2 separate regions of the Homo sapiens genome follow, and region 2 is linked to region 1. Evidence: chromatin contacts called from ENCODE Hi-C or POLR2A ChIA-PET data. All regions are on one chromosome and are shown on one strand. The core of a region is the stretch at or near the end of the contact, and the rest is flanking DNA. Distances in the headings are between cores, read along the strand shown.

Region 1 (6,192 bases), core at 3,693-6,192:
ACGCCTGGAAGCTGCGACGCCCTGCACTGCTCCCGCCTCCACCAGCGCCTCCCACTGATGTCGTGGTCCCGGGCCTGGCCCAGGGGCCCCTTTACATGCCCTCTCCCTTTTATAAAATTTTCCATTAAAAACCACCTATTTTCTATCTTTTGCCTCCTCCTGTCTATTTCTCCAAGTCTACCCCAGTTTGTGCTTTGAGTCACTAAATGACATTCCCTTCCCTTCTGACCCCTAGTTTCGTCTGTCTCTCTGCCTCTCTTGGTCTCTGTCTTCCTTCTCTCTCTGTCTCTGTCGTTCTATCTCATCTCTGTCTCTTTCTGATTTGTTTTCTCTGCCTAACCTCTACATCCTGTCTTTTCATTTCTGTTTCTGCATGCGTCTTTCTCTTTTCCCTTCTCTTTGTTTGGTTCTTTCATCTCGAGAGCAATCTTGCCTCTGGATTTTTTTTTTTTTTTTTTTTTTTTTTTTGAGATGGAGTCTCACTCTGTCACCCAGGCTGGAGTGCACTGGCGCCATCTCCATCCACTGCAACCTCTGCCTCCCGGTTTCAAGCGATTCTCCTGCCTTAGCCTCCCAAGGAGCCGGGATTACAGGTGCACACTACAACCCAGGCTAATTTTTGTATTTTTAGTAGAGACGGAGTTTCGCCATGTTGGCCAGGCTGGTCTCAAACTCCTGGCTTCAGGTGATCCACCCACCTTGGCCTCCCAAAGTGCTGGGATTACAGGTGTGAGCCACCGCACCCAGCTTTTATTTTTTAGAGATGAGGTCTCCCTATGTTGCCCAGTCTGGTCTCAAATTCCTGGGCTCAAGTGATCCTCCCACCTCGGCCTCCCAAAGTGCTGAGATTATAGATGTGAGCCACCGTGCTTGGCCTAGAAGTCTTAAGCTGTCCTGGAACAAGTGGGGCAAGAGCAGGGAGCAGGAGTCCCTGGAGGGCCAAACCCAGACCTGACGCTCCAGCTAGGAGTTGGCTGTGGATGGAGTATGGAGCGGCAGTCCTGACAGCTGGAGGCGGGAATGAGCTCTGTGTGTGATGGTGGAGTGCCCAGCACGGACCTCCTCCATGTGCCCTGCCTGCTTACTGGCCATGTTCCTAGTCCAGACTCCTCCTCCCTAAAAAACAAGAACGGCCTAGATCAGCATAAACTTAGGGCAGGAGTAGGGGTCGGGAATCGTGGGTGATCAACTTGGCACTGGGCCAAGCTGGGAAAAAAAAAAAAAATGTACCTCAGCCAGGCGCGATGGCTCACACATGTAATCCCAGCGCTTTGGGAGGCCCAGGCAGGCGGATCACGAGGTCAAGAGATCAAGACCATCCTGGCCAACATGGTGAAACCTGGTCTCAACTAAAAATATAAAAATTAGCCCGCCATGGTGGCATGCAACTGTAATCCCAGCTATTTAGGAGGCGGAGATAGGAGAATCACTTAAACCCAGGAGGCAGAGGTTGCAGTGAGCCGAGATGACGCCACTGCACTCCAGTCTGGCGACAGAGCCAGACTGCATCTCAAAAACAAAAACCCACAAAACTGTACCTGTCATTCTTCACCCACCTGTCAATTCTTGTGTCCCCAGGGTTTCAAACTCATATGCTGCAAAGACCAGAACCGGAATGTTAGCAGGAAGCAGGGAAAATTGAGGCACACATTACCTTCTGCCTAAGGCTTGGTTAGACTAGGAAGGGGAATTTTCCCCATTGTTAATACTTTTTTTTGGCCTGGCGGGGTGGCTCACGATTGTAATCCCAGCACTTCGGGAGGCCAAGGCAGGATGATCACTTGAGCTCGGGAGTTTGAGACCAGCCTGGCAACATAGTGAGACCCCATCTCTACAAAAAAGTAGCTGGGTGCGATGGTACATGCCTGTAGTCCCAACTACTTGGGAGGCTGAGGTGGGATGATTGCTTGAGCCCAGGAGGTCGAGACTGCAGTGAGCTGTGATCGTGCCTCTGCATTCCAGCCTGGGTGACAAAGGCATACCTTGTCTCCAAAAAAGTTTTTTTTAATGTATATTTTTAATAACTATCTGATATTGTTTGGCTGTGTCCCCACCCAAATCTCATCTCAAATTGTAATCAGAATTGTAATCCGGGGAAGGACCTGGTGGGAGGTGATTGGATCATGGGGACAGTTTCCCCCATGCTGTTATCGTGATAGTGAGTGAGTTCTCACAAGATCTGATGGTTTTATAAGGGGCTCTTCTCCCTTGGCTCGCTGTCTCTCCTGCCGCCTTGTGAAGAAGGTGACTGCTTCCCCTTTGCCTTCTGCCATGATTGTAAGTTTCTGAGGCCTCCCTAGCCATGCAGAACTGTGAATCAAGTAAACCTCTTTCCTTTATAAATTACCCAGTCTTGGGTGGTATCTTTATGGCAGAGTAAGAATGGACCAATAGGGCCGGGCACGGTGGCTCATGCCTGCAATCCCAGCACTTTGGGAGGCTGAAACAGGTGGATCACCTGAGGTCTGGAGTTCAAGAGCAGCCTGGCCAACATGGTGAAACCCCATCTCTACTAAAAATACAAAAATTAGCAGAGCATGGTGGTGGATGCCTGTAATACTACCTACTCGGGAGGCTGAGGCAGGAGAATCGCTTGAACCCAGGAGCCGGAGGTTGCAGTGAGCTGAGATTGGGCCACTGCACTCCAGCCTGGGTGACAGAGCAAGACTCTGTCTCAAAAAAACCAAAAACAAACAGAAAAAGACTAATATAGTACCCTATGGGGCCTATTTGGCCTATGAGGCTCCAGTTTTAATCCTCTAGGCACTGCTGAAATTGCATAAATTGTGGATTGGAGGCTGCTTCCTGACCTGATCTCCAGCCCACCCGCTGAGTGTCAGGAGGGGTCACATGCCCAGCAGCCTCCTGTGCTACATCGGGGAATCATACTAAGAGCGCCTACCCTGCAGGATTGGTGGTGGTGGTTAAATGAATTGTCATATATGTGCTTAGAATGTCACCTGGTACAGAGCAAGGGCTCAGTCATTGTTGGCATAACCCTGGGCCTCCCAGGATATGCTGAGCCCTGTGGCTGGGCAGATAGTAAGGTCTTGTTCTTTTCTCTTTTCCTTTCCTTCTTCCTTTTCTTTTCTTTCTTTCTTTCTTTCTTTTTTTTTTTTGACATAGGGTCTTGCTCTGTTGCCCAGGTTGGAGTGCAGTGGTGCCACCATGGCTCACTGCAGCCTCAACCTCCCAGGCTCAAGTGATCCTCCCACCTCAGCCTCTCAATTAGCTGGAACTGCAGGCATGTGCCACCATGCTCAGCTAATTTTTTAATTTTTATTTTTTGTAGAGAGGGGACCTTACTGTGTTGCACAAGCTGATCTCAAACTCCTGGGCTAAAGTGATTCTCCTGCACTTTGGCCTGCCAAAGTGCTGGGATTACATGTATGACCCACGGCACCTGGCCTGGCTAGGTCTTTTTCTTTACCAATTCTCCCTCCCAGGGTGGAGGAGGAGGCCAGACCCCATCCCCTTCAACAGGACAGTGAGAAACACCTAACACAAGGCCTTGGTGGGGAGGAGTGTCAGACAAGGAGTGGCTCAAGGCTCCACAAAGGGGTGACAGTTGCACAAAACTGTCTGTACCAAAAATCATTGAATTATACACTACACATGGGTGACTTGTGTGGTATGTGAATCATAAGTCAATAAAGCCCTTCTTTAAAAACGCCGACTCTACAAAGCGTTTCAGAAAGTTACCCTCCAGCTGATACAGGGAACCCGACCCAACCACTAATTCCTCAGTCATTCATTCAACAAATATTTTCCTGCTTTGCAATAAGTGAATTCGAGGAACACAAACTTTAACCCAGCCTTGGGGGGTGGTTAGGGAGGGCTCCTGGAGGAGGAGATGTTGGAGCTGAGAGTTGATTACTGTAGGGAAATGAGCAAGATGAAAGGGGTGGAGGTGCCTATAATCCCAGCTACTCCGGAGGCTGAGGCAGGAGAATCTCTTGAACCCGGGAGGCAGAGGTTGCAGTGAGCCAGGATTGCACCGCTGCACTCCAGCCTGGGCAACAGAGTGAGACTCTGTCAGAAAGAAAGAGAGAGAGAGAGAGGAAGGAAGGAAGGAAAGAAGGAAGGAAAAGAAAGAAAGAAAGAAAGAAAGAAAGAAAGAAAGAAAGAAAGAAAGAAAGAAAGAGAAAGAAAGAAAGAAAGAGAGAGAAAAAGAAAAGAGAAAGAGGTGGAGAACCATGTTCCAGGTGGAGGGGACAGCACTTCCGAAGGCCTAGAAGTAAGAGAGCAAGTGTCTGTTAGATGTCTTTCCTTTGGTATCTAAGGCCTGTATTGGACAACAATGGTGACAATCTTGGTGCCTGAGAAATCCCAGGCCCTTGCCTTCATGGGGGACACCGACACATCACCACACATGAGAGCCTGTGCTGTATGGGGGAGGCACAGGCAGGGGTCAGGCTGCGGTGGGGGAAGATCAGAGGGCATGCATGCCCAGAGGAGACACTTGATCCAGTCTGAGAGATGATCAGGGAAGGCTTTCTGGAGAAAGAGACAAAGCTCTGAACAGTCTCTGTTTGGGCGTCTAGATCCCTTTGAGAATCTGTCGAAAGCTCATTCACAGAAGAAAAACTCACACAAACAAAGGTTGCAGGCAATTTCCAAGTATTCTCATCCTTCCTCGGAATCTTCTGTGGGTATCCCATTCCCACCCCGCCCCCACAACCACCTTGCTGCATAAATGTCCCAGGAATTGCGACAGGGCTGGCCAACAGTGCTGGAAAACTGCAATCGAATTTCAGCATCCTGGGAGTGGGATCTTTCTTCTGAGATCTCGCCCGCCGCCGGGCCTGGAGGGTGTGCCCCATGGATCTAATTGTTATCCTGCCTGCATCCCCTGCACTAACCCCCAGACCTGGCGTTGGGGCTTCTGGCACTGGCCGGGACCGACGCGTTCTCCTCTGGAATGTTCAGAGGGAGGTAGTCCAGGCGGTCACCGCGCTCGCCAGACAAGCAACGCAGCGCCCCCCGATGGCCACCGCGCGCCGGCGCAGCCCAAGCCGGCTGCGCCCCCTAGTGGCCGATGCTCGTAAAGTCTTCAGCGAGCCCCGAGCTTTTGCTAGCCAGCCCTTGGTTTTGCAGGCTGGGGTCATCGTCGTTGTCATCGTTGGCATCATCATCATCATCATCATCATCATCATCATCATCAATAGCTAGTAGGCTTGGCGTGGTGGCCCACACCTGTAATCCTAGCACTTTGGGAGGCCGAGGCAGGTGGATCACTTGAGGCCAGAAGTTCGAGACCAGCCTGGCCAACATGGTGAAACCCCGTCTCTACAAAACAGTACAAAAAAGCAACCGGGTGTGGTGGTGGGCACCTGTAATCCCAGCTACTCGGGAGGCTGAGGCATGAGAATAGCTTGAACCTGGAAGGCGGAGGTTACAGTGAACTGAGATCGAACCACTGCACTCCAGCCTGGGCAACAGAGTGAGACTCTGTCTCAAAAAAAAAAAAAAAAAAAAAGCTATGATCATCCAGGCAGTGATTCATGCCTGTAACCGCAGGGCTTTGGGAGGCCAAGGCAGGAGGATGTCATGAGGCCATGAGTTCTAGACTAACCTGGGCGACAGAGCAAGAGCTGTCTCTATAAAACAAAACAAAATGCTATAGACCAGACGCAGTAGCTCACACCTATAATCCCAGTGCTTTGGGAGGCCAAGGCAGGCGGATCACCTGAGGTCAGGAGTTCGAGACCAGCCTGGCCAACATGGTGAAACCCCATCTCTACACTTTGAAAACCACTACTTTAACTGTCTCTCCCACAGGGAGAGCTGCCTCCTTCACTCTCAGCTCATTTGGTTCACATGTTGACCCTACTGGAAGACTCCAGACCTGGCCAGTGAGAGAATCCCTTCCCTTCAGCCTTTGCAACTGGCTTAGGGACAGGTGTGTCCCTGAAGCTGGACTGATGAGCATTGGCTCTGGAACTACTGCTGATTGTTGAAGAAGGGGCTTCCTAGACATACTGTGCTGAAAGGGCACAGGCTTGGAACACTGGGTTCTTACATGGGAGAAGAGCTGGCCTGAAAATGCAGCCAACACGAGGGGAAGCAGCGCTGGGAGAGGAACAGAGAGACTGGTGCCTGGCGCACGTCATCTGCACCTCTGTCTCACCCTTCTCCAGAACATTTCTTTGCATCTTACATCAAATTTGTCAGCAAATTCTGTCGGCTCTA
Region 2 (6,476 bases), core at 2,685-5,184, 180 kb after region 1:
CTCACTGCAGCCATGACTGCCTGGGCTCAAGTGATCCTCCCACCTGAGCCTCCCAAGTAGCTGGGACTAGAGGTGCGTGCCACCATGCCTAGCTAATTTTAAAAATATTTATAGAGACCAGGTCTCACTATGTTGCCCAGGCTGGTCTCGAACTCCTGGGCTCAAGTGATCCTCCCGCCTTGGTGTTTCTATCTCTTTGTAATTAGACTGGATTTCTCTGTTTCTCTCTTTCTTTTCCTCCCTTTTTCTTTTTCTCTCAGGTCTCTCTATCTCTCTTCATTTCTGTTCTCTTTATTTATCTTTGCTTTAGGGTCTCTTTGTCTTTCCTCTCTCTGGACATCACTGTCTTTCCCTTTTCTCAGTGGCTCTCTTTCTCCTCCCGGTCTCTGTTTTCCAGGATCTCTTTGCCATCCCTGCGTATCTGTCTCTTCCTTTTCCTCTCCATCTCTTCTCAGTGTCTTCACGTGTTTTTCTCCATCATCTCTCTCTGCCTGTCTTTCTCAGGACCTCTGAGTCTCTCTGTCTCTCCCTCTCTTCTCCCTCTCTCCCCCGACCTCTGTGTCCCTGGCTGGGTCCTGGGGCAGACTCTGGTCAGCCTGTGATGGGAACAGTGTGGGGATTAAAGAGCTGACATCTTAATCCCCATGTGGGCACTGCCTATAAGCCTCACTCCAGTCAGCCCCATGCTCAGCAGAGCATGTCCCAGTTTCTGCATCACTTTGGGGAGACCCCGTTCAGGGTAGAGCCTCCCAGGCCACCTCCACTGATGGCTGAGGGGCCAGTTCCACTCTGCCTGAATCTGGCTCGATGTGCTTTGGGACGCCTGCCCAGCGAGAACAGCCACTGTCAGCAGGATGTTAGGGTATTAGGTCGGGTCCCAGGTTGGGAGGGTACATGCCTGGGGTTGCCATCCTCATCCCAAAGGGGAGAATTTCAGAGAATTTCAGTGAGAGGGTGGGAGGGCCGAGTGCAGTGGTTCATGCCTGTAATCCCAGCACTTTGGGAGGCTGAGGTGGGCAGATCACTTGAGGCCAGTAGTTCAAGACAAGCCTGGCCAACATGGTGAAACCCCATCTCTACTAAAAATACAAAAATTAGCCGGGCATGGTGGTGCATGCCTGTAATCCCAGCTACTCTAGGGAGGCTGAGGCACGAGAATCACTTGAGCGCTGAAGGTGGAGGTTGCAGTGAGCTGAGATCATGCCACTGCACTCCAGCCTGGGCAACAGAGTGAGACTCTGTCCCCCCAACCCTCCAAAAAAAAAAAGAAAAAAAAAGAAAGAAAAAGAAAAGAGGGGCTCGGGATTGAGGGAGAGAGCCTCAGTCCTCAGAACTCCCATTGTCATTGCTCATCTGTCTTTCTCTGGTCATTTCTCTGTTTCTTTCCATTTTCTCTCTCAATTCCCCTGCCTCCCATTTCTTAGTGTCGGTATTTCTCTGCTTTTCTCTGTATTTAAGGGTGTCTGCCTCTTTCTTGGTCTCTGACTTGTGAATTAAAAGGTAGTAGTTAGAAGTGCAGTGTCTGAGTAGGGCATGGTAGTGTGCACAGGTTGTCCAGAACTTTGGGAGGCTGAGGCTGGAGGATCACTTGAGGTCAGGAGTTCGAGACCAGCCTGGGCAATATAGTGAGACTGCCTCTACAAAAAATAAAAATAAAAAAATTAGTGGCTGAGTGCAGTGGCTTATGCCTGTAATCCCAGCACTTTGGGAAGCTGAGGTAGGCAGATCACCTGAGGCCAAGAGTTCAAGACCAGCCTGGCCAACATGGTGAAACCCTGTCTCTACTAAAAAAAAAAAAAAAAAAAAAATTAGCTGGGTGTGGTAGCGGGCGCCTGTAATCCCAGCTGCTCGGGAGGCTGAGGCACGAAAATTGCTTGAACCCAGGAGGTGGAGGTTGCAGTGAGCTGAGATCGAGCCACTGCACTCCAGCCTGGGTGACAGAGCAAGACTCTGTCTCAAAAAATAAAAATAAAAGTAAATTAGCCAGGTGTGGTTGTGGTGCACCCTGTAGTCCCAGCTACTCAGGAGGCTAAGGTGGGAGGATCGCTTGAGCCTGGGAGGCTGAAACTGCAGTGAGATGTGATTATGCCATTGCATCCCAGCCTGAGAGACAGAGTGAGAGCTTGTCTCTAAAAAAAGGAAAAAAAAAAAAGAAGAGGAAGAAGAAGAAAAAGAAGTGCAGTGTCTGTAGCCTCAGAGTCTGAATTTAGATACCAGCTCTGCCTGTTTCTGTGTGATCTTGGGCAACTCACTTCACCTCTCTGAGCCTCAGTTTGCTCATCTGTAAAAATGTGGTAATACTGCTTTGTGGCCAGGTGTGGTGGCTCATGCCTGTAATCCCAGTGCTTTGGGGGGATGAGGTGGGAGGATCGCTTTAGGTCAGGAGTTCAAGACCAGCCTAGGCAACATTGCAAGACCCTGTCTCTACTAAAGATTAAAAAAAAAAAAGTTAGCCAGGCACGGTGACTGTAGTCCCAGCTATTTGGTGATCTGAAGCAGAAGCAGGAGGATCAGTTGAACCCAGAAGTTCAAGGTTGCAGTGAGCCTTGAATTGTGCCATTGCACTCCAGCCTGGGCAACAAGAGGGAGACCCTGGCTATAAAAGAAATAAACAGGGTAGGTGCGGTTGCCGGTGGCTCACGCCTCTAATTCCAGCACTTTGGGAGGCTGAGGTGGGCGGATCACAAGGTCAGGAGATTGAGACCATCCTGGCTAACAGGGTGAAACTCTTGTTTCTACTAAAAATACAAAAAATTAGCCGGGCGTGGTGGCGCACGCCTGTAGTCCCAGCTACTCAGGAGGCTGAGGCAGGAGAATCACGTGAACCAGGGAGGCGGAGGTTGCAGTGAGCCAAGATCGCACCACTGCACTCCAGCCTGGGTGACAGAGCGAGACTCTGTCTCAAAAAAAAAAAAAAAAAGGAAAGAAAAAAGAAACAAAAGCCCCCAAAACAAACCAGAGCAAAGTAGGGAGACTTAAATGAGGCATTCAGAACAGTGTGCAAATAGGGAGTGTCATTTAGTGTCAGTGCTTGTTCCATCTTAGCCTCACTTTGCCCTGCTTTCCCCATCTCTCTGCAGTGCCCTGCATCTCTTGCATATTCTCTCTGATATCTCTCTGCTGTCATCTTCTTCTTGATATCTCTCTGCTGTCTTCTTCTTTTTCTTTCTTACTTTTTTTTTTTTTGGGGGGGGTCTCACTCCTGTCTCCCAGGCGGGAATGCAGTGGCACAATGATAGTCCATTGCAGCCTCGACCTCCCAGACTCAAGAAATCCTCCTGCCCCACTTTTTGACTTTTTTGTAGAGTCAGGCCTCACTCTGTTGTCCAGGCTGGTCTCAAACTCCTGGGTTCAAGCGATCCTCCCGCCTCGGCCTCCCAAAGTGCTGGGATTACAGGTGTGAGCCACTTCGCCTGGTCCTGCTATCTTTTTCTCTGTCTTGGTTTCTCTGCCTCACTGGCTTCAGGTCCTCGCAGCCTTTACCTTCAAGCCTGTCTCCAGGATACAATTTGTCCCACCCTAGCCACCCTAAAGGTGAGGGCAAAACTAGCCAGTGTCTCCATCTCTGCAGCCAGCTCCCTTCTCCCCATCCTAAATGACTCTCATTCTCACTTTAATTCAGCCAAGACTGGTTTGAATCTATTACAATGTACTAAGAAATGATACAAAAAGCCCAGAAAAGGGCGTGCCATAGAACAAGCTCTGTGGGTACAAAAAGACATGCCACATCTGCCTCTGCCCTGCAGACGGGGTACAGATTGGAGGGATGGGGGAAGGGCACGCGGCAGGCACAGCATGCAGGGAAGACAGCGTGACTGCCAGAGGGATGGAGGCAGACCGTGGACCAAGAAGGGGACGTAGCAACCCACATGGGTGGGCCTCATCGCTCACAGGCGAATCTGGAAGGGCCGGGGCGTTAGCGCGGGTGCAGGCACAGCTGGAAAGGCCGCGGCAAATTGCCAAGACCTGAGCTGAGCGGGGTCAGGTCGATGTCCTCGGGCGCACCCAGCGGCTGCAGCGAAAAGCTCTGCAGGATGGCGGTGAGGTACAGAAAGAGCTCCATGCGCGCCAGCGACTCTCCCAGGCACAGACGGTGCCCTGCAGGGGTGGCAGGATGGGGAGCGGTGGTGAGATAAGATGAGGTTAGAGGCTGCAACCCCACATTCCCAGAGGAAAACATAAGAGGAAAGGAAGACAGCAGCTGGGGACGTCACAGATTCACCCATGTAAAGATGTGGGAAAGATGCTTTAAACTGTGGAGCGGAATGACCTGGGCTGCTTGGGTTCGAATCCCGGTGCTGTCACTACTAGTTTTGTGATCCTGGACAAACCACACTTTCTGGGTATTTAAAATGGGGATATGAAGACTGGGCGCGCTGGCTTAGGCCTGTAATCCCAGCACTTTCGGAGGCCGAGGCAAGAGGATCTCTTGAGCCCAGGAGTTTGAGAGCAGCCTGGGCAACACAGCAAGATCCCATCTCTATAAAAAATTTAAAAAAAAATGTGCAAGGTGGCACATGCCTGCAGTCCCAGCTGCTTGGGAGGCTGAGGCGAGGGGATCACTTGAGCCCAGGAGATCAAGGCTGCAGTGAGCCATGATCGTGCCACTGCCCTCCAGCCTGGGTGAGAGCAAGACCCTGTCTCAGAAAGAAAAATAAAAGGAGGGATAGTAATAGTGCCTCATGAGGCTGCTGTGAATGGTAAACACAGGGAAAGCAGTGAGGCTGTAAGTAGCTCACCATGGGCCATGCCCTACTCTAAGCATTACATCACAATTAATTCTAACAACTCCAAGAGGCAGGCCTTAGTATTATCTCCATTTTATAGATGTGGACATTGAGGTACAGAGAAGTGAAGTAACATACCCAAGGCAACACAGCTAGGGGGTGACAGATGGGATGCAAACCCTGCTGGAATCTGGGCTGCACATTCCCAGCGGAAAACATAAGCTCTTAGCTGGGCTCTTGTAGAGGCAGCACTTGACGCACAGTAGGCAATATGGTAAGTTACCTATTATTATGCCAGTTGTTTTTTCTTTTCCTGCTACTGAGTAAAGAGGGAAGTATTTTTCAGCAGGGTAAAGAGGAAAGCCAAAAAACAAAACAAAACAAAAACCCTAGAACCACCTCAACTGCGCCACCCAGTGGAGAGGTAGACAATGACCACTCCCAAGTTCAATTATTATTTTTTCTTTTAAACATTTTATATATTTTTTATTTTTGGCTAGTCAGTATTTTTTATTTTAGAGAAAGGATCTCGCTCTGTCGCCCAGACTGGGGTGCAGTGGCATGATCATACTCACTGTAACCTCAAACTCCTGAGCTCAAGTGATCATCCCACCTCAGCCTCCCAAGTAGCTGGGACCGCAGATGCACACCACACCACATCTAGGTAATTTAAAAATTTTCAGTAGAGAAAGGGTCTTGCCATGTTGTCCAGGCTGGTCTTGAACTCCTGGCCTCAAGCGATCCTCCCACCTCAGCCTCCCAAAGTGCTGGGATTACAGGCATGAGCCGATGAACCTGGCCCAAGTTAAATAATAATTATTATAATTATTATTTATTTATTTTTTTGAGACGGAGTTTTGCTCTTGTTGCCCAGGCTGGAGTGCAATGGCGCGATCTCGGCCCACTGCAAGCTCCATCTCCTGGATTCAAGTGATTCTCCTGCCTCAGCCTCCAGAGGAGCTGGGATTACAGGCATGTGCCACCATTTCCTGCCTAATTTTTTTTCTTTTTTTTTTTTTTTTGAGATGGAGTCTCACTCTGTCGCCCAGGCTGGAGTGCAGTGGTGCGGTCTCTGCTCACTGCAAGGCCCGCCTCCCAGGTTCACGCCATTCTCCTGCCTCAGCCTCCCGAGTAGCTGGGACTACAGGAGCCCACCACCATCCCCGGCTAATTTTTTTGTATTTTTAGTAGAGATGGTGTTTCATCGTGTTAGCTAGGATGGTCTCGATCTCCTGACCTTCTGATCTGCCCGCCTTGGCCTCCCAAAGTGCTGGTATTACAGGCGTGCATTCCTGGCTAGTTTTGTATTTTTAGTAGAGACAGGGTTTCACCATGTTGGTCAGGCTAATCTTGGACTCCTGACCTCAGGTGACCTGCCCGCCTAGATCTCCCAAAGTGCTGGGATTACAGGTGTGAGTAACTGCCCCTGGCTGTTAAATTATTATCATTATTTTTTTTGAGACAGAGTCTCGCTTTGTTGCCGAGGCTGGAGTACAATGGTGCAATCTCGGCTCGCCGCAACCTCCGGCTCCCGGGTTCAAGTGATTTTCCTGTTTCTCCTCAGGAGTAGCTGGGACTATGGGCGCCCACCACCACACCCGGCTAATTTTTGTATTTTAAGCAGAGACAGGGTTTCACCATATTGGTCAGGCTGGTCTCGAACTCCTGACCTCAGGCGATCCACCCACCTCAGCCTCCCAAAGTGCTGGGATTACAGGTGTGAGTCACCATGCCCAGTCCCAAGTTAAA

What was found. Hi-C counts contacts between places; a loop is a spot of excess contacts on that map. ChIA-PET counts read pairs that join two places held with the same protein, here RNA polymerase II (POLR2A). Pooled maps may share reads with other maps.
Region 2: a pooled map shows a loop between it and region 1 (4-fold over the local background). The contact joins two enhancer-like sites. A Hi-C loop is called at or near these places in 5 of 50 pooled maps. POLR2A ChIA-PET finds 5 or more read pairs at or near these places in 5 of 52 experiments (A549, AG04450, WTC11 and 2 more).

The regions. Positions count from the first base shown.
Region 1 is chr19:40,629,674-40,635,865 of GRCh38, forward strand. It overlaps LTBP4 (latent transforming growth factor beta binding protein 4), which reads left to right. Exons shown (of 30, transcript NM_001042545.2): 30 at 1-145. Among named protein-coding and RNA genes, the nearest start is that of LTBP4, 31 kb to the left of the region's middle. RefSeq lists an enhancer at 1,227-1,817. Within about 2 kb of position 4,943, at least 8 of the 41 ENCODE cell types and tissues checked have a DNase peak (open chromatin) inside an H3K27ac peak, as active enhancers do.
Region 2 is chr19:40,814,802-40,821,277 of GRCh38, forward strand. It overlaps the pseudogene CYP2F2P. Among named protein-coding and RNA genes, the nearest start is that of EGLN2, 19 kb to the left of the region's middle. RefSeq lists an enhancer at 3,713-3,922. Within about 2 kb of position 3,935, at least 16 of the 41 ENCODE cell types and tissues checked have a DNase peak (open chromatin) inside an H3K27ac peak, as active enhancers do.